Regions from separate parts of the Homo sapiens genome. Here region 1 is linked to region 2. A link is a contact called in ENCODE Hi-C or POLR2A ChIA-PET data. All regions are on one chromosome and are shown on one strand. Each heading gives the region's core, a stretch centred on a gene start or an enhancer-like site at or near the end of the contact. The rest is flanking DNA. Distances are from core to core; before and after follow the strand shown. Region 1 holds the start of LINC02354 (long intergenic non-protein coding RNA 2354). Region 2 holds the start of ANO6 (anoctamin 6).

The links. A loop is a pair of places that touch in the nucleus more often than their neighbours do. ChIA-PET counts read pairs that join two places held with the same protein, here RNA polymerase II (POLR2A). Pooled maps may share reads with other maps.
Region 1: a pooled map shows a loop between it and region 2 (5-fold over the local background). The contact joins the promoter of LINC02354 here to the promoter of ANO6 in region 2. A Hi-C loop is called at or near these places in 1 of 50 pooled maps. POLR2A ChIA-PET finds 5 or more read pairs at or near these places in 3 of 52 experiments (A673, Caco-2 and GM10248).

What each region holds. Positions count from the first base shown.
Region 1 is chr12:47,825,357-47,832,541 of GRCh38, reverse strand. LINC02354 (long intergenic non-protein coding RNA 2354) reads right to left here and starts at 3,385. Exons shown (of 3, transcript XR_007063292.1): 1 at 3,012-3,385. RefSeq lists enhancers at 461-510, 4,247-4,426.
Region 2 is chr12:45,212,529-45,219,082 of GRCh38, reverse strand. ANO6 (anoctamin 6) reads right to left here and starts at 2,988. Exons shown (of 20, transcript NM_001025356.3): 1 at 2,692-2,988. The coding sequence starts at 2,761. It also overlaps the pseudogene PLEKHA8P1. RefSeq lists enhancers at 1,983-2,112, 3,123-3,222 and a silencer at 2,353-2,662.

The DNA of each region.
Region 1 (7,185 bases), core at 2,136-4,635, 2.6 Mb before region 2:
GGAAGAGAGTGGAACGGGGAGGAGCAGGAGGCCTAATGGCGCCTGTAGGTGGGGGCCCGGGTAGAGTTCCTGGGGGCGCCGTGAAGGTGATGGCCCCTGCATCTCATGTCACCTTCAGGGGGTGATGTGAAACAGCAGGTGGCCGACCACAGCCCGCCAACCCCCACCCCAAAGCAGAGAGGCCCTCATACCCGCTGAGCTCACCTCACTGTGATGCTCTGTTCCTCCTGCAGTCAGCCCTGTCCTCTGGGGGCTGTCCCCACAGGCGCCTGCCATGGCCTGCTCCTCAGCAGTAGTAGAGGAGACTATGGAGCTCCAGGAGCCTCCCATATATGGGAGGGAATCTGCAGTGAGCACCTGGCCATCACCCCTCACGGTGGGCTTTTTCCTATCAGGAGAATGCTGAGTTGATACCCACAGTGACCGCACCTGCCTTGCGGTCGGAGCTCAGTCTATTAAGTTGCCAGATAAATGCATTTGTGGCCTCTGGAAGGTTGTCAGGGCCCTTGCTATAGCTGAGACCCAAATCTCAGCTTCTGGTCAACCCTCATTCCCGCTCTCCGCAATGTTAAGACTCATTAAATGAGACCAAAACCATATATACCCATTCCACCCTACATAATCATTACCTATGACACATATTTCCTCTTCACCTTCTCCTCCATGCCTATATGTTTTTTAATACAGTTGCAATCATGGGGTATGTACCAATCTCTATTCTCTTGTGATGCTGTGTTGCATATAAACATCTTCCTAACAGCTTCATAGTTTTCTATTAAGTGGAAATATAGTATCATAATTTACCTCCACAATTTTCCAATCATAAGTGTTCAAATTGTCTCTAATTTTCTATATTATAGGCAGTGTGATGGGGGACATCATTAGGCACATACTCCGCTCCTCCTCCCCCAATTTTGACTATAGAAATCTAGTTTAGGATACACTGGGTGGGGTTATTGAGCCAAAGGGTAACAGCACATTATAGCTCTTACTATATATTGCCAAACTGATTTCAAAAGAGGTTACGCCATTACCGACAGCACACACACTTCACCGAGCTCTCGCTAATGTTTCAAAAAGGCACCTACCTTTGTCTCATTTTAATTGGCATTACTTTGAGGACGATCAGGTTGAACATACCCCTACCTCTGCTTGTGAGTTGTGTTTCCTCTGTACCAGGAGAGTCTGTTTCTGGGCTTTGAACTTTAGTCTCCACTGTTCTAGTGCTTCTTAACAGTTTGTGTGAGCTCTCTTTATAAGAATGATTTTAGGGCCGGGTGCGGTGGCTCATACCTGTAATCCCAGCACTTTGGGAGGCCGAGGCAGGCAGATTGCCTGAGGTCAGACCAGCCTGGCCAACATGGTGAAACCCTGTCTCTACTAAAAATATAGAAATTAGCCGGGCTTGGTGGCGGGTGCCTGTAGTCCCAGCTACTCGGGAGGCTGAGGCAGGAGAATCACTTGAACCTGGGAGTCGGAGGTTGCAGTGAGCCCTGATCATGCCATTGCACTCCAGCCTGGGCCACAGAGCAAGACTTCATCTCAAACAAAAACAAACAACAACAAAAAAATGATTTTAAAGCATTGTCAACTGCAACCGTGTGCGAGTCTCTCCTTCTTGATATTCTCTCCCACTTGGGATTCCGATGCACTTCCTCTTGCTTCATTGAAATCTGTGACTGCTCCCGGCCTGCTCCAGCTTCCACTCCTCGCCCATCTGAAGTCTTTGTTTTCTCAGGTTTCTGTATTTAGCCATCTTCCCTGCCCTCCCCTTCTCTCCTCTCTTCTCCCCTGCTCTTGTGGTGTCATTCATTCCTACAATTTCCTCTCTCACTGATGACCTCCAAATTCTTCCCTGAGCTCCAGATACCAACTGTCCACTCAACAACCCCCCTTGCTCATCCCACCAACACCTCAAACTCCACCTGTGCAAAGCTCCATTCTGCATTTTCCTCCAAATTTGCTTCTCCTCCCATATTCCTTAACTCAGCTACTCAAATACCTTTGGGTTTGGAGTCGCTTTTGGAAGAGGAAAGAGGAAGGTGGAGGCTAATGCGCCTGAAGAGGTAATCGGATTCTATCAACCTTCTGCTCAGAGAAGGAGCACTGGGAAGGGCAGGAGAAGGCCAGTTGTCAGGGAAGATGCTGCTCTATGCCTCAATTTCCTTGCCTGCCTGGACACTAAAACGGATCCAGGTCTAGAGATAGATGCTTGAAACCCAAAGGGAGTGGTCACCCTCCTAGAGCAAATTAACCCTTAACACTGGCCTCACCAGCTTTTTCCTTCACCTCTTGAGCCTCTTCCCCAATAAGAGACTGGAAGGGATGAAGAAGAGGTAAAGCTATAAGTCTAAACTTGTGCTGTCCATACAGTAGCCAGTGGCCACATGTGGCTACTAAGCACTTGAAATGTGGCCAGTCAGAATTGAAATGTGCTGTTAGTATAAAATATACACTGGCTTTCAAACACTTAGTATGGAAAAAAAATGTAAAAGATTTCATTAGTAATTTTTTATTTTGATTGCATACCAAAATAATGTTTTAGATTTACTATATTAGGTTACATAAATATACTACTAAAATGAATTTCACCTGTTTATTTTTCCTTTTTTTGATGTGGCTAATAGAAAATAAGTTACATATGTGGCTCACATTCCGTTTCTATTGGACAGCGCTTATCTAGACCCTCCCAGCAGGTGAAGTGTGGGGCTCCAGGCTCGGGAGACAAGGGCAGTACATGACAGACACAGGTGCAGGCCCTACTACAGGTGTGGGCCAGCCAGAGCTCCAACCAGATGTCTCCAGACAGACACTGAAGGACAGATTCTCAGTGGCCAGCCTCACTCAGGCGAAGCAAAGCCAGGCAACATTTCCTGGATAATTCCTTCAGTCTTTGACTTCATGAGGGTCTCTGGACTGAGGCTTAGCTCTCCTGAGCTTGTCCCTGTAGATGCCCCATTATTCTGGAAAAACACTCACCCAGGACCACCCAGACCTTTGGATCCCCTCACCTTGATAGTTCATTGGAAGATTTTTCTATCACTCCACCTGGGCCAGGTCCTGGATCTCTTTCCAGAAGCCCAGAGGTGTCCTTCCTCCTGTCTAGAGCCCTCCCTCCCACGCACTCTGTCTTAGGCTTAGCTCACCACAGGCTGGGAGGGGATGAGAGATGGAGGTGTGCTCAACTTGACCTCGAACTTCCATGTACACTACCTGGGTCACAGGCACATTTTGAGCTCCATTTCTAATGCCTATAGAAGGGAACAGGAGGGGACGAGGGGTGGCAGATATACTCCATTGGGCTGCCCTTCTCTGTCTCATTCTCCTTTTCCTGTGCCCCGGCTGCGCCATTTGAGGGCACTGAAGCTGGGGCCCAGTCTGCGTGGGTCTGCCCCTCCCTCTCCTTGCCTAGATGACTCCACCTCTCCCAGGTCCTGGCTGGGATCCGAAGGCCCCAGGCAAGTGGGGGAAGGGGAGCCACTCCCACTTTCCCAGAAGCTGCTGCTGCCTCTTCCTGTTTTGCTAAAACTCTGGCTCTGGACTCAAGCAAAGAGGGGGAAGTCACCAGCTCCTGCCCCCCGCCCCAAAAGGTCAACCTTGCCCCCCTGGTCCTCTTATTTATAGCCCCCACTACCCACCACCCCCCCACCCCCCGGCCCCAGGCCCTGGCTAAGGAGCTGGATGTCTCCTCCCTCAAATAGCAGCTGTGGCCATTGCCCCAGGGATACAGCCAGATGGGCAGATCACTCCAGATGTGCAGTGTTTCGGGAGGGGAGGCCAGGCCCTTTCTGCAGTCCCTGTGGTACTCCCCGCAGCCTGGTCCTGGTTCCCCTCAACTTCAAGACAACACTTGAGGATTTCAGGAGGATCAGGAAGGTTGCACCTATTTTCCCATTTCTGTAGCCTGGCCAAGCTACCCTGTATACCCTAGAAAGGTCAGCTTGGGCGATAGGCCCTACTGGATTCATTTGCATAAATCAGCTCAGTGCTCACTTTGAGACCTCAAATTATAGAGGAAAACAGGCTTAGGGAGACAGAAGAGACAGGACACTGTCTCTCTTCTATTACTGATGTGAGCATTGGAGCTCTGTCCCTAACAGCCCAATGTGTGCCAGGCACTGTAGTTAAGTACTTCATGTCCCAATCTCATCGGTCCTCGCAAAACCCTAATATAGCAGGCACTTCATACCCTAATCTGCAGATGGGAAACCAAGACTCCTCAAGGTTAAATAATATACGTAAGGTCAAGCAGTGGGGAAGCAACAAGCTCCAGCCCAAGCAGCTCGACACCAAATCCTTGCTCTTAACCACAGTACAACACCTCCTCACTCTGTCCATTCTTCTGGGTACTTTTAAATGATCTCTTTTTTTCTTTCTTTCGTTTTGAGGTGGAGTCTCACTCTGTCACCCGGGCTGGAATGCAGTAGCACGATCTCAGCTCACTGCAAACTCTGCCTTCTGGATTCAAGCAATTCTCCTGCCTCAGCCTCCGGAGTAGCTGAGATTACAGGTGCCTGCCACCACGCCTGGCTAATTTTTGTGTTTTTAGTAGAGACGGGGTTTTGCCATGTTGGCCGGGCTGGTCTTGAACTCCTGACCTCAGGTAATCTGCCCACTTCAGCCTCCCAAAATGCTGGGTTTACAGGTGTGAGCCACCACGCAGGCCTAAATGATCTCTTAAAAGCTCAGTGCAGGGGGCCAGGCATGGTGGCTCACACCTGTAATCCCAGCACTTTGGGAGGCCGAGACAGGTGGATCACCTGAGGTCAGGACTTCAAGACCAGCCTGGCTAACATGGTGAAACCCTGTTTCTACTAAAAATACAAAAAAATTAGCCAGGTGTGGTGGTGTGTGCCTGTAATCCCAGCTACTCGGGAGGCTGAGGCAGGAGAATCGCTTGAACCCGGAAGGCAGTAGTTGCAGTGAGCCGAGATTGCATCATTGCACTCCAGCTTGGGCAACAAGAGCCAAACTCTGTCTAAAAAAAAAAAAAAATGCTCAGTGCAGGGAACCCTGGAGCCCAGGACTCAGGGCCTGCCCAAGGGAGATGTCTGCACATTGTCTCTGCCTCCTCTGCCTTCCCACCCCTAGCCATTTAGACCAAGCTGGAGTGAGGGATCTGTTGAGGCAGAGATTTCTAGAATCACTGTTCTGGGTTTCCTCAGACCCCAAGCACAAAGGAGAGCAGGTGAGGGCAGAACTATTGCCCCAACCCACATTGATCCCAGGATCCATTAGGTGTCTCCCAGCTTGGAACTCTGGTGACTCTGAATCCTCCCTCTCCTTTGCAGCATATGTTATTCGAGTCCCTCATCCAACCGTTTTCTCCACTCCAGGTTCTGTTCTTAGATTGTATCCTGCTCCCCAGGAGGTGATGAATTCCTCACTGTGGCTTTTTTTTTTTTTTTTGCCTCTGTGCCTGAGAGTCTGACACGGTGCCTGGCAAAGAGTAGATGCTCAACAAATGTGTGTTGATGAAGAGGAGTATAATGGTGATCATCATGGGTGGAGTTTTTCAAGGTCTCAGCCAGGGCACCCTCGCTCACCTCCCAGCTTAGCCACCCTCAGCTCATTGCTCTCTTTCCTGCCTCTAGTCTCCTGACTCACAGGTGCATAATCCAAACTCACCCTAAAAGACACTCCTGGGGAAAGAGAGGTGAGTGTCTTCAGGCCAAGACCTTCTCAGGGGTCTCTCCTGGAGATTCTGGAGTCAGAGGTATGTGCTTCCAAAGAAGAAGCATTGAGATTTGTAGTAAAGTGGGAACCTGTTGACCAGCCAATATAGCCCCTGGGGCAACTGGAGGGTTGTGTTGGGGCATATGGCAAGGCCGAAGCTGAAGCCTGCCAGTGGGAGGACCACAGCATCCCTGCAGGGGCCCAGTGGAGCAAGTAATGGTGAGCTGGCTGCAGAAAGGCATTTTGCAACTCAGACGAATTTCTTCTCACTCATGATTAGAGTATGGCCCAGTGGCTGCCTCCCTGACCATAATCTCTGCTGGCACAGGCATCTCTGGGCTGGGCAGCCCAGGCTGTGGAAGGAGCGCTGACCTGGAAACCCTGGGGCTTGAGTTCTCTGCCTGCCCTGGCCCTGATTAACCGTGTCATCTCTGGCAATTTACGTCCTCCTCATGTCCTCCGTTTCCTCATCTGTAAAAGGAATGGTTTGGATTAGACCAGGGAGTCCCAAACTTAACCACACCTTAGAATTACCTGTGGTGCTGCAGGTTCCTGGGTACTATCCAACCTTCTCAAAGAGTCTGATGGGGTCGGGGATGGGACTCAGGAATCTTTTTTTCACAGGTTCTTTCAAGTGGTTTTTATTTACTTATTTATTTTTTGAGTCAGAGTCTTGCTCTGTCGCCCAGGCTGGAGTGCAGTGGTGCACTACAACCTTGACCTCCTGGGTTCAAGCAATTCTCCTGCCTCAGCCTCCTGGGTAACTGAGATTACCGGCATGTGCCACCACACCTGGCTAATTTTTGTATTTTTAGTAGAGACGGGGTTTCCCCATGCTGGCCAGGCTGGTCTCAAACTCCTGACCTCAGATGATCCACCTGCCTTGGCCTCCCAAAGTGCTGGGATTACAGGCATGAGCCACTGCGCCCAGCCTACGTGGTTTTGATAAAGTGTTAGGTTTAGGGGATCCTAGAGACTAGATAATCTTATAAAACACTTGCAGCTTTTGGGAGCAAATATTCTCGTAAATGGAATGGGTACATCGTGAGGTTTTGCTGCTGAGGGGTTTTATCAGAGAGCAGGTGATGGGTAGTTTATTTTATCATTATCATTATCATTATTATTATTTTGCTGCTGGCATTATTGTTATAGAAGGATGTGGCACCTGCCCATCTGTGTGTTTCTGCCATGAACAAGGTTCTGGCCTAAGCGGGGCCTCGCTTACCTCAGGGTTGGGAGTGAAGCTGGGAGAGGAGGGTAGGGAGGGAAGGGCTTTCCCTGGTGGGTGGGGCCTCTTGGCAAGGGGACCCTGCTTTCCCTCTCTCCTGGGTGGAGTTTGGCTCCACAGGCTTTGGCACCAAACTCTGGGGCTGAGAGCGTCTCTCCCCACCCATATTCCTCCCCCACTTTCACATCTTAGCCACTCAGTCCTGGGGACTGCCCCCTTCTACTCTTCCTTTCCCGACTTCCTCCCCAGGCCCCTCCAATCCTGCCAACCTCATTCCTGAG
Region 2 (6,554 bases), core at 1,739-4,238:
CTGTAATCCCAGAGCTTTGGGAAGCAAAGGCAGCAGAATGGCTAGAGGCCAGGAGTTCAAGACTGCAGCGAACTATGATCTTGCCACTACACTCTAGCCTAGGTGACAGAGCAAGACCCTGTCTCTAAAAATAATTCTCCCAGTCTGAATTATAAAGGTAATATTAATAGAGGGATTTCACAGAAATCTTCCGTACCCAAGTGGGTTTCAAACTATTATACAACTACTGACAGTGACAATCAAGTACTAGGAGAAATATTAGTTAATAGCGTAAATACAGACGTGCATTGCAAAATTAAAGGCAGAGGTTAAAATTATCTTCATTTCACCAGTCTCCTCTCCCACAGTTGGAAATAATAATTATTTTGTAAAAGGCTTTGGACCACTATCAGCCTACTCCTGGTAATCTTTAAAAAGGCTTATTCTTTTGTAAAGGCATAAACTTAACATTGGCATAGTTAAGTATTTTCTGATATAAAATCACTACAACCCACATTAAATTTGTACTTCCAAAAAAACAACCAACTAGGTGGATATGGTGGTGCCTAAAGTCCCAGCTACTTGGGAGGCTTAAGTGGGAGGATCGCTTGAGCCCCGTAGGTCGAGGCTGTAATAAGCCATGACCACATCACTGCACTCTAGCCTAAACGACAGAGCGAGACCCTATCTCAAAAAAAAAAAAAAAAAAAAAAGAGAAAGAAAGAAACAGAAATCACATTCATAGATACTGGGTGTTAGAACATCAGCATATCTTTTCATTCACTGAGAAGAAAAAAATATTGCCAAGACCTGTTTAAATGGTACCTGCTGCTTGACGTAAAATATGTTGAGATGACCCCTACAGTAGAGACCCCAGGGCCCCACAGGAATAGTGGGAAATGCCCTACTAATATTAACACTAAAGTATTAGTATTAGTAGTTTCTAGAGGGTGGGGAGGAGTAGAGATATTTAACTTTTTCTTAAGTCTATCTACACTGTTTGACTGGACAAAACTAGCATGAATGACATGTCATTAAAAATAAAAAGAGCTTACTGCCACACGCTTAAGATGAATTTATACGATGCCTCAATAGGTAAACACAGACTAGACCAAATTACTTTCTAAACTGAGATCTACTGCTGGCACAGTAAAACAAAGCTCAGAGCCTCTTGCTTACTTCAGTTTCCATTTGAGCTTCTGCCCTTATTTACTTACAATACTCATTATAAACAGTGCAGCTCACCATAAAAGACAATAATACTTTCCTGGGAAACAGACTGTGTCAATTTTATTGTAACTTTTTAAATTTCACTCCTATATTTTTATGTAATCATCAGGTACTACTTAATCTTGCTAAACAGTAGTAACAGCCAGAGTGACCCAGTGGTAAGAGCATTAATCTTCACTGGTTTTACAAGTCAGAAAACCTGGGTTTGAAAGTGTGAGAAGCTGGGCAGACCAACCTGTGCGCTTCAGTTTTCTCTCCTATAAAAACTACTACTATTTGCTCTCTCCTTAAAGATGAATAACTAGTAAATTGTTCTTAAATGAATGAATGAAATGTGAAACTAAATCATGGAGTGTAATCTCCTCTATTCGATTTGTCCCTGGACAACCAAGAAGTTACCAAATTTTTTTGATCGAAATATTCCGTGCCCAAAATGTAACAGAAATAAAAACCACACCCAACTCCTAAAATTAAGTTACTTTTAAAGTTATTAGATAACAACAGGGCTTTAGAACATCAGCAGGATGTTCTGCTTTAAAATTGATTTGGCATCCAGGAGACTAAGCCGAGTCGCCACAACAGACTGGCTTGGTAATTTAATTAGAGTCTTCTGGAGGGACACATTATATCATCATCCCCCGACAGTGTTCTCTTTAGGGACCTGATTTTCTCTCTAGTCCTCTCATTCCTTTCCCCTTCCTCACCTCCTCTCATCCCTTTTGTTTGCCCTTTTTTTCTTTTTTTGCTCTTAAAACAGCTCTCCCTCCGTTCGTCTTGTCACTTCCATGCATTTTTAACTCTAACTAGAAATGGGTCACCCCAGGTTTGCTCCCCAAGCCCCAGGGCCCCTCAGGACGAGTGAAAAAGGCCCTGCGGTCCTCCCTGCCTGGGGGAATTCCTCCTCCGATCACAGCTCCGGTGGGCTCCGCAGATGGGAAAGGGTTTCCAGCGCGCGCCTAGCGGCCACAAATCACTTCCCGGGGCCGCCCCGCCAGGCCTCAAACCTCCCAGAGCCGTCGGTCGGCTTTTACTTTAACGAGGATTCAGATGGGTCACACCCTGTCCTCCAAATGCGGGCCTGCTCCCCGGACCCCGCCCAGGGGGCTCGCCCCAGTGCCGAGGCTCCTGGGCAACCCTAGCACTCTGCGAGTCGGGGAAGTGACCCCAAAGTTGCTTCTGAGTGGAGACTTCCGCACGCAGAGGCGTCCCCGCAGCTGCCAGGCTTTTCAGGGGCAGCATCCCCCGCCCGTCAGGAGCCTGTCCTCGGGGCCACCACGCGCCCCGCGCCTCAGCCCCGCAGGGGCCGCACCGGGGCCTCAGTCTGCAAGCAGCCGGGGACAGCGGGCTTCCTCCCCTGCCCGGAGCGGCCGAGCGTCTCGGCCAACCTCCCCCGCGGAGAGCACAGCGCCCCCGCGCAGTCCCCGAACTTCTTCCCGCGTCGGCTCGGGCTCTCGGGTGGGGACGCGGGGACCCCTCGCTCACCGATATCCCCATCGTCGTCGTCCTCCTCCTCCTCCATTTGTAGCAAAACATTCCTGCTCATCTTTTTCATGTCTCCCTCAGAAGGCGGCTCCGAACTTGGCGCGAAGTTGGGGGCTCCCGGGTTCCAGAACGGCGCGGCTCTCCCAGGGGCCGGATCGGGGACCGCGGGGCGTGTGTCGCTTGGGCTCAGGGGCCGCTGAGCCCAGCCAGCGCCGGGGAAAGCCGAGCCGAGGCACCCACCGACCGGAGCCCAGAGCCGGAGGACGCCTCTCGCCTGCCGAGCGGAGCCCGGAGACTGAGCATGCCCAGTGCGGCCGCCGCGGCTCGCTGCGGAATGATTGAACTTCCCCGGTTTTACGAGGCGCGCAGAAGGAAGTCGGCAGGCGAGACTGCAGAGGGAGTAGTGCGATCCTGCGCGCGGGGGAACTAGCTGGAGGGCAAGGCGGGAACACGTGAGTGCGGGAGTGGACTGGGTTCCCTGAGCATTGATCCCAAACAGGGCAGCTTTTCGTTCCAAGGTCGTCTGTGGACACACACTGTGGCTTGCTTTGTTTTAACGTCTGATACTGGAGAGGAGGGAAATGCTGCTGCAGCACAACTGCAGAACCCTGGAAGGCGAACTCGTTTGAATGGCTTTTAAAGGCGACGTGGAGCTAATAATGGGGGGATCTTAAATTACTCTAGCTCCGAAGTGGGAAAGTGGAATCTGTACGGGTAGGTTAAGATTACGGTGGAGTCGGGGTGGGAGGAGAGGCAAAACTCAGAGAATAAGCAAAAGAAGAAGGGGCGGGACGGACGGGAGTGGGGGTGGAGAGAATTTTCTAAATAAACGTGTGCACAAAGGCAGGAGGATTTCCGCATACATTGAGGTCGCGGAGAGTGGAGAAGCGCCCCCTACTCCGCCCGCGCGAGCACACAGGGAGTGGTCGGAAGATAATCGCTGAAGCGTCCAGCCTATTTGTACAATTGAAACTAGTCCTCTGTGTCAAAGAGGGAGAAGAAGCCGAAGACCACTAGAGTTAGATGTAAACTCTTCTAAAGCAATGTGGAAAGCTATAATAAGAGAAAAGAAAGTCGTGAAATAAAATTAAGGCAGAGAGTTTTTATTTTTATTTTTAATGCTTTCCTGGAAACCAAAGGGACCGATAGGACAAATACAAAGGGATTTAGTACTTTAAAGACCCTTGGAGTTGTTTGAACGGCAGGTTTTGGGGATCGCGTGTCTACAAAACTTTTTTCAAAAAAGCTGGTACATTCAGGTTGTTCAATTTTGACTTCTCAAAAGGGCTAGAAGGTATATTTGAAATCTTGGTTATATGTGTTATTGTCTACTCATTGAAATTGTTTATATTTTTTCCACTGAAGTGCTAGGGTTATCACAATAACACTAAATCTACTGTGCATGTTTTTTCTTCCACATACTTTTTTTAAGACGGTCTCGCTCTGTTGCCGAGGTGGGAGTTCAGTAACTAGAACTACAAGCGGAGCACACCACCATGTGGGGCTTATTCTTAAATTTTTTTGTAGAGATGGGTGTCTCACTATGTTGCCCAGGCTGGTTTCGAACTCCTGGCCTCCAGCAATCCTTGCACCTCAGTTTCCTAACATTTTTAATGTTCTCTCTGAAAGAAAGAAAACATTGGGACCAATCTTAAGTGGGAAAATAGACATGAATATATACATGAAAAGACATGATGAAATTACTTTTAAGAAAATACCTGGGAAACACTATACTTGCTTCTTGAGGTACTTTTTTTGAATAAACAGAATTGTTTTTAGTATAAAGAGACAACAATACAGTACTCTGAAGATAGGAGAAAAAAATGATGGGAGAAGAAAGATGAGAAGAGATTGTTTCCTTTCACTGAACACTCTCCCCTGAGCTTGTGAAACTCACTAAAAGTAGAAACTTCAAAAGTGTTTTGGTTACATGATCAATTTTTACAATTTTCTTTTAACAAATTTTTGTGTAGTACTTTTTATGTGCTAGGAAAAGTTTTACATGTTTTATAAGCATCCAGTCATTCAACCCTCATAACAACCCTAGAAAGTGTTATCATTTTTCTTCAGGTGTGAGGCAACTTGAGCAACTTGTCCAAAATCACACAGGGAATAAATAGTGGAGCCAGGATTGAAACCTCAACAGCTTGTTTCAGAATCAGTGCTCATAGCCTCTTCATAAACCACCTCCAGAGACATGTCCCAATCCATTTTTTTTTCAGATCACTTTTTCCCCCACCAATTCAAAATTCAAAGTCTCATCAACTCCCTGCCATAGTTCTTTAACCAAATGTTCTCTCTTTTTTTTTTTAAGACAGAGTCGCGCTCTGTCACCCAGGCTGTAGTGCAGTGGCTAGATCTCGGCTCACTGCAAGCTCCACCTCCCAGGGTCACGCCATTCTCCTGCCTCAGCCTCCGGAGTAGCTGGGACTACAGGCGCCCACCACCACGCCCAGCTAATTTTTTGTATTTTTAGTAGGGACGGGGTTTCACCGTGTTAGCCAGGATGGTCTAGATCTCCCGACCTCGTGATCCGCCCGCCTCTGCCTCCCAAAGTGCTGGGATTACAGGCGTGAGCCACCGCGCCCGGCCTTGTTCTCATTTTTATGGACTAAGACTTCGGTCAAAGTTACTTTGTAGTTAAAAAATTATCGAAGTTGACTTTGCAACAAGTTTTAATTAGTCATTTAGAATTCTTCACAGATTTTTAAGAGTTTACATTTTTCTTCTTTGATAAATGTTGCAGCGAAACATTGTTGGCCTTATATGTAAAGGTAACTGTTGCTAGAAGGGAACTCTATTATTAGTAAATTCCATTCTTTCCTCTAATCCATTTTATTTCCTACCACTTCTCTTCTGCATTTTTTTTCAGTTGAGCAATCAATATATGCCTCAGAAATAGGATAATAGGCCTATGTAAGAACCACACATTTAACCCTGAAGAATTATCATCCATACAATAATAATTTGTGAAATAAAATATTAATATACAGCCAGGTTATTTGTATTTGCAAAGCTTTTTCAAGTCAGGGATCGCAGAACAATTATTTTCTCATTCATTCATCTGATTAAATACAACTTTTGGCCACCAGGATATTCTTTCTCTGCCCATCCTGTAAAAGTTGTTGCTTTTCTAGCTTCAGGTCTTGGGTCTCTTTTCTTCTCATCTTTCCCTATAGAACTCATTCAGTCCTATAACTTTACTATCTAATCCAGGCAGGGTCAGCTTGATGGGCATTCAAACAGTGTATTCACACAGAGCCCTACACTCTTATGGGCCTAACACTTGGGATTTAAATGTTCTGTGGTTAATGCCCATCAATGATAGACTAGATAAAGAAAATGTGGTACATATACACCATACTATGCAGCCACAAAAAGGAATGAGATCATGTCCTTTGCAGGGACATGGATGAAGCTGGAAGCCATTATCCTCAGCAAACTAACACAGGAACAGAAAACCAAACACCACATGTTCTCACTCATAAGCGGGAGCTGAACAAAGAGAACACATGGATACAGGGAGGGGAACAACACACACTGTCGGGGGGTGGGGTGGGGGGAGGGAGGGCATCAGGATAAATAGCTAATGCATGTGGGGCTTAATACCTAGGTGATGAGTTGGTAGGTTCAGCAAACTACCACGGCACACGTTTACCTATGTAACAAACCTGCTCATCCTGCACATGTATCCCAGAACTTAAAATAATTTTTTAAAAAAGATTCTGTGGTTGCCATCCTGAAATTCTTTTCTTTTCTTCTTCTACTTTTATTTTAGGTTCTGGGGGTACATGTGCAGTTTTGTTATGGGTAAATTGTATGTTGCTGAGGTTTGGTGTATGAATGATCCTGTCACCCAGGTA